Linked DNA regions of Homo sapiens: region 1 is linked to region 2. Evidence: chromatin loops called from intact Hi-C (ENCODE). Cell type or tissue: endothelial cell of umbilical vein. All regions are shown on one strand. Each heading gives the region's core, and the rest is flanking DNA. Links, peaks and the distances in the headings are about the cores only. Region 1 overlaps STXBP6 (syntaxin binding protein 6). Region 2 overlaps STXBP6 (syntaxin binding protein 6).

Evidence for each region. Peaks named below come from ENCODE experiments on the same cell type or tissue, not always from the same donor. Only the 100,000 strongest peaks of a DNase experiment are listed, where the experiment ranks them.
Region 1: a loop joins it to region 2, with 4 times the contacts of the local background. A loop is called at or near these places in 2 of 110 quality-filtered maps.

Annotation. Positions count from the first base shown.
Region 1 is chr14:24,983,912-24,986,837 of GRCh38, reverse strand. The region is part of intron 1 of STXBP6 (syntaxin binding protein 6); the gene reads left to right. Among named protein-coding and RNA genes, the nearest start is that of STXBP6, 65 kb to the left of the region's middle. In endothelial cell of umbilical vein, for the core only: no CTCF peak of the experiment used is centred there; a DNase peak (open chromatin) is centred at 1,447.
Region 2 is chr14:24,932,818-24,935,743 of GRCh38, reverse strand. The region is part of intron 2 of STXBP6 (syntaxin binding protein 6); the gene reads left to right. Among named protein-coding and RNA genes, the nearest start is that of STXBP6, 120 kb to the left of the region's middle. In endothelial cell of umbilical vein, for the core only: no CTCF peak of the experiment used is centred there; a DNase peak (open chromatin) is centred at 1,253.

The DNA of each region.
Region 1 (2,926 bases), core at 98-2,597, 51 kb before region 2:
ACCATTGAATGTGCTCAATCCTAACCAAGGCATTCTAGTTTGTAGCTTAAGTGAACCTGTAAAGACTCTCCAGTTACCCAACAGGACCTTGTGCAGCTGTGTGTGGAAATCAGGATAATTCCAGTGTTTCTGAGAGTGTTTTAATAGAGCACTGATTACAGATTGCAGGCACCTGGTGGTGTTTTTGTGCTGCGGCTGAAGGGTGCAGTTCCAAAGACAAGAACTGGGCTAGACGGATTCCTATTTTCCCACCCTGTTGTTTACCAGGGCCTGGAATAGGTACTGAGAAACCCTGTCAACAGCTGATCCAGGCTCCTGGTATGGTTAGTGTGTGCTTTCAGGAGACCACCAACACCAGCACATTAATTCCCAAACCGAGAATGGACATGTGACTTTTCCCAGGGTGTATTCTTCTGCCAGTGGCTCAGAGCCTGGAGACTGTAGAAGGGGCTCAGTTGGAGTCAATACAGAGGCCTGTGGGTTGGAGCTTGGCCAGAGTTAGTCTGTGCTTCTTGGACTATCCTGGGCTGTTCCGCTTGGGCAGACCATCATTGCTTTTGGCCTCAATAGCCAAATGAGAAAACAAACTGTGAAAATTCAAGGGGAAAAAGGTGATAGCCAAGAGTTAAGGTTTAGAACTCTATGGGCTAGAGGTTTTCTAGTTCAGCACTTAATTTCAAGCCAATTCCCAAGAAAAAAAATTTAATCTGAGAAGAGTCCCCACTGTGATTAATCATGTTTTCTCTTTCTCTGTTATCATCATTCCCCCAACACACCACCTGTTCTCACCTTCCACAAATTCGGCACTGCTCTACTATTTACATTATCATTTCATGTTTCTCTGTTTTTTACTTAAAAAAGTCGAGAGCAATATTTAGCCCTAATATTGGTTTTGCTACTCTTCTGTTGTGTGACTTTGGAATCACCCTCTGGACTTCAGTTTCCTTATGTGTTAAGTGAGGTAATTGGATGAGATAGACCATCACTAGGATCACTTCCAGGCATTAAACTTTTAAGCTTAAGAATGCCACATTTCTGCTGTGCCCACACTTTTTAACTGAGGTGTAAGCTGCTGGTGTGTAAGGCCCAAAAGGGTGTCAAATAATGTGGTTGGTTAGCTTATTTGTGAATATCTTGCTGAGATCCTTCTCCGTAAAGTAAAATGATGAAATTCTTCTTGCAGAGCCTTTGAAATTGGTGAAACTCAGGGCATTGCTGCTGGAGAAGCTAAGGTTCCTTGAAGCACTGTCAGCAAAAGATAGAAGGCCCAGAAAAAGTGGGAACAGGAAGGTAACAGGGAGGGTCCAAGTTGTGCTTTTGAAATGCCAGAGTGGGGGTAATACAGCAAAGGAAGTGGAAGAGGACTTCCCTTGAGAACCAGCAGAAACCTTTGAAAATGTGCCTTTCATATTTAAGCGTTTTCCGGTTTGGAAAGTAGCCTGCAAGGCTCATAAAACTGCCTTGTGGCAGCCATCCAAGATCTCAGGAGTTGACTCCTGTTGCAAACTGCAGGTCTCGAAATGATGGTGGTGAGCAGCTGTGATGAGGCTTTCATAGGCATTGTCCCCTTTATGGAGTTAGAGATCTGTTGCAGAATCTCTCTGCTAATGTATTGTCAACTCCCATTTTTATTTGTAGAATCAAAACAAGCTCTATCCTAATAAGGCTGTGCAACTCCTTTGCCAACGAACCAGCATGATATGCACACACAAGATGAACAGATATCCAGAAAGAATGACTTCAAACTACAGCTCGATTTGTTATCTTTGTAGCTGCTGGGCTAGGGTGATAACAGTATCTTGTACACCAGAAAATGTGGCCAGAGGCAAAAGTGTAAAGCAGTTGAATTTGTCCTGTTTTACCTAGAATGCATTCCAGCCTCACCTTTCCGTACCTTTCTCATTTCTTCAATATGAGATAGTAAGAAAGAGCAAAGGCTTCTGGAGTCATGCATCTTAGGTTTAAGTCCCTGCTCTGCCCTTGAGCTGTGTGATGTAGGACAATTTACTTAACCAATTAGCTTTAGTTTCCTCATCTGTAAAAGTCTCTGCACCCGGAGTATAAGCATATTAATAAGGATTTTTTGAATACCAAAGTCACATATCTAAGTATATACATCTCTTATGTCAGAATTTGAGGTAGCTGACAGATGGGGAAATTGCTTTTGGAGGCTGAGAAGGAAGCCTTTCGATCACCATTCAGATTGTACTACACTGGCATGAATTCGTGAAGTTGACCCTTGGGGAGATCAGATAAGTTGGAATTACAGTCCTTGGCCAGATCCTTAATGAGATCAGAAGTGTTCATAAACCTCACTGGAAATTTCATTTGGGAAATTGAGGCATTGAAGGGCACAGTGTCTTGCCTTTTAAACAGAGTAGGTATGTGTAAAATGGCTCCTCAGAGTGTCACATTGCTTCTGTGCCTCTCACTGCTGTGAAGACGTCATGTTGGAGTATAACACTGATGATATATCAATTACAGAAAACTTACTCAAACTCTTCCAAGAAATTGTAAAGTGGTGATATTCTCCAAATCAGCGATTCAAATAAGGAAGGTTTCTTTTTTCTTTTTCTTTGGTTTCTTTGTTTTTGTTTTTGTTTTTTTAAGACAGAGTCTCACTCTGTTGCCAGGCTGGAGTGCAGTCGCACGATCTCGGCTCACTGCAACCTCCACCTCCCGGGTTCAAGTGATTCTCCTGCCTCAGCCCCCCAAGTAGCTGGGACTACAGGTGCATGCCACCACGCCCGGCTAATTTTTGTATTTTTACTAGAGACAGGGTTTCATCATGTTGGCCAGGATGATCTTGATCTCTTGACCTCGTGATCCACCCACCTTGGCCTCTCAATGAATAAGGAATGTTTTAAAATTGATGTTTGATTTAGAGAATACTTTAAAGAAGTTTTGCTCTGATTTAAAAAATTTT
Region 2 (2,926 bases), core at 191-2,690:
GCAATCTAGTATAATTGTATTTTAGTGTCATATAATCTGAAATAACAAGTGTGTTCGAAAGTAGACATTTTATACTCTTTGCAGACACATTTCCTCTTAGATGTTTTTAGAAAATACTGTTATATTGTATGCAAAGCCCATATAACCCCATCTTATTAATATCAATCATCCTTTTGAAACTTCACCACACATATCTCCACAACATGGAGATGTTTTTCTTCCTTTTGAAATTTAGATTATTCTTACTTGTTTTGACTTAGTTTGGCTCTTTCTTACTTCTTGCTGAGCCTTTTCACATGAATCATATATATGGATTTATTTGGTCAGGGGACGGATGTTGCTTTTTATCTCTTTTTCTTTTGTTTGTTTTGACACTTCTCTTAACTTCACTCTCAACTTTATTTTCTAGCTTTTCCTTCATTGCCTCAAATTTGTTTCTTTCTATAATTTGGAGATTCCTATATTATAAATGTTGTCTAGCAAAACCTATTTGCACATAAGAGGCCCTGCAGGATTAACTGTGGCTTATTGTTATGAGAAGCTGAGTGTATCTAATGATCCCACATTTGCCCTTGCTGCTTTTTCATATTTACTAAAGGATTTTAATTCAGTGCTATAGTGCAATACTAATTTTTATAAAATACATTTCTAGATGGTGCACATTTCTCTGTGGGAAGATCAGTCTCTTTTAGAGGTTTTCTGTACCTTCGTTTCGTATTCCCCTCTTCCACCATCCCATTGCTCCAGGAGACCTAAGGAACTCTGTGAGATGCATTAATGTTATAAATGTAAAGTAAATCAAGTATTTTTTGAGATTTTTTTTAAAAAGAGTATTAATATCACTTAAGGTTCTTAAAATGTGTCTTTTGGTGTTCTCTATCAGAGGTCAGTTTGCCTCTGACCTCCTAACAACAAAATTCTTAGGAATTTTGTTTTAGAGAGTGACTTTATTGATTTTATAAACAAATTATTATACTTCTTATTTTTCCTCCTATGCCCCTTGGCTTTTATTAGTTGTATTATTTTTACTTTGTCAGGGACTCTAATATTTACATTCTATTCTGCAAACATGCTTCCTTCCTACAATTGTTTAGTCTTAGTTCTGTATGTTAATGGATTTGATGCTTATCCCAGATCCGTTAACCGTGGCCTCTCCATGTTTAGCCTTTATTTTTATTCAGCTCTTGATAGGCTGGATGTCATCATGGAATGTCTGTTATCCTTTTCAAGAGGTGATGAGAGTGCTACATTTTGTCCTTACGTTCTTTCATGTTTGAGAATGTCTGTTGTGTTTATACTTTGAACAAGAATGTTGTGTGCAATATTCTTAGATAGTACTTTCTTTCTCCCATAACTTTCTAGTTGTTTTACTGACTTCTGTCACTGAATGTTGCCAGGAAGAAGCTTTGACCAAGTCTGATTTATTTTCCCCTTCTGTAAATGACTCACTTTTATTCAGTCTTAATGTTAGAGAATTATTTCTTGATATTTTAGGTTCAAAAACTTAACAAGGTGATGTCTTTATATTAACCTGTATACTCTATAAAATCTACAAGTTCAATTTGTTTTTATTTCAGGAAGTTTTCTTCTATCATGTGTCTTAATATTTTATGCTCCACTCATTGGATTCTTTTCTTTAGGTAACAGTTATCTTTTGTGGGATCATCTTTGAATTCCATTGCTATCTTCTTCTCTTTCATTGCTTCAATTTTGGTATTTTCTGCCCCTACATTCACTATTATTTTTGTCTTTTTCTCATTGCTTTGTCTAGGAATTGGATAGTTACTAATTCTCGGGTCCCTAAATTGCTCTGTAACCTTGGAAAATCACTTGATCTCCCCAAGAATACAAGAGTTTTTACATAGAAGTAAGTTTTCTTTTAACTGGACTTTGTATATTTTAGGTTTCTTTTTTAATAATTACGTTAAAAAAGCATGCCCAATTTTGATAAAATGTAGGATACAATTGAAAACTGCTAAATCTATAAAGCATTTTTATAGGAGCGTGTGTTCTATAATATTCAACAAAATTTGGTATTCAAGTAGAGACAACACAATGTGATGAAGCTTGATGATCTTTGTTCTTAAATTCACAAGATAATCTCAGTTCCCAAGGGTGAAAGTGTGTCGACTGCAAAAAAAAAGTTAAATAAAAATACATTTTTAAAAATTACAATAACAACAATAATAGTAATAAAAAATACTAAAGCTTTTTGGTGGATTAGCCCCTCAGTACATGCAGAAATTGTGTCTGTACTGACCATTTCTTCTGTCTCCTTGCTGTCTCCTACCCCTTTCGACCTCTGGATACTGTTTCAGTTCCTAAATCTTCTACTCCTTTCTATGTATATGTGCTCTTTAGGAAGTTTCCAGCTATGTGACTTTATTTTATTTTACTTTTTTGAGACAGAATCTCACTCTGTCACTCAGGCTGGAGTGCAGTGGCATGATCTTGGCTCACTGCATTGTCCACCTCCCTTGCTCAGGGGATCCTCCCACCTCAGCCTCCCAAGTAGTTGGGACTATAGGCAGTCACCACTGCACCCAGCTAATTTTTTGTATTTTTTATAGGGACAGGGTGTCACCATATTGGCTAGGCTGGTCTCAAACTCCTGAGATCAAGCAATCCATCCGCCTTGGCCTCCACAGTGCTGGGATTACAGGCTTGAGCCTCCATGCCCAGCCCAGTGATGTGACTTCAAATATTATCTGTATGCCCAAGATTTCCAAATTGAGATCTTATATTTAGCCTGGACCCCTTTCTACTGCTTTAAATCTTTACATTCAGCTGCCCAGTCACCATTTCCATTCATATGTCTACTAGGCTTCCCAAACTTAACATGGTCAAAACAGAGCCTGTTGATTTCCTCTTTGTTCACCAAGTCCCTTTTCCCCCTAGTTATTTTACCTCAAATGACAATAGTTGA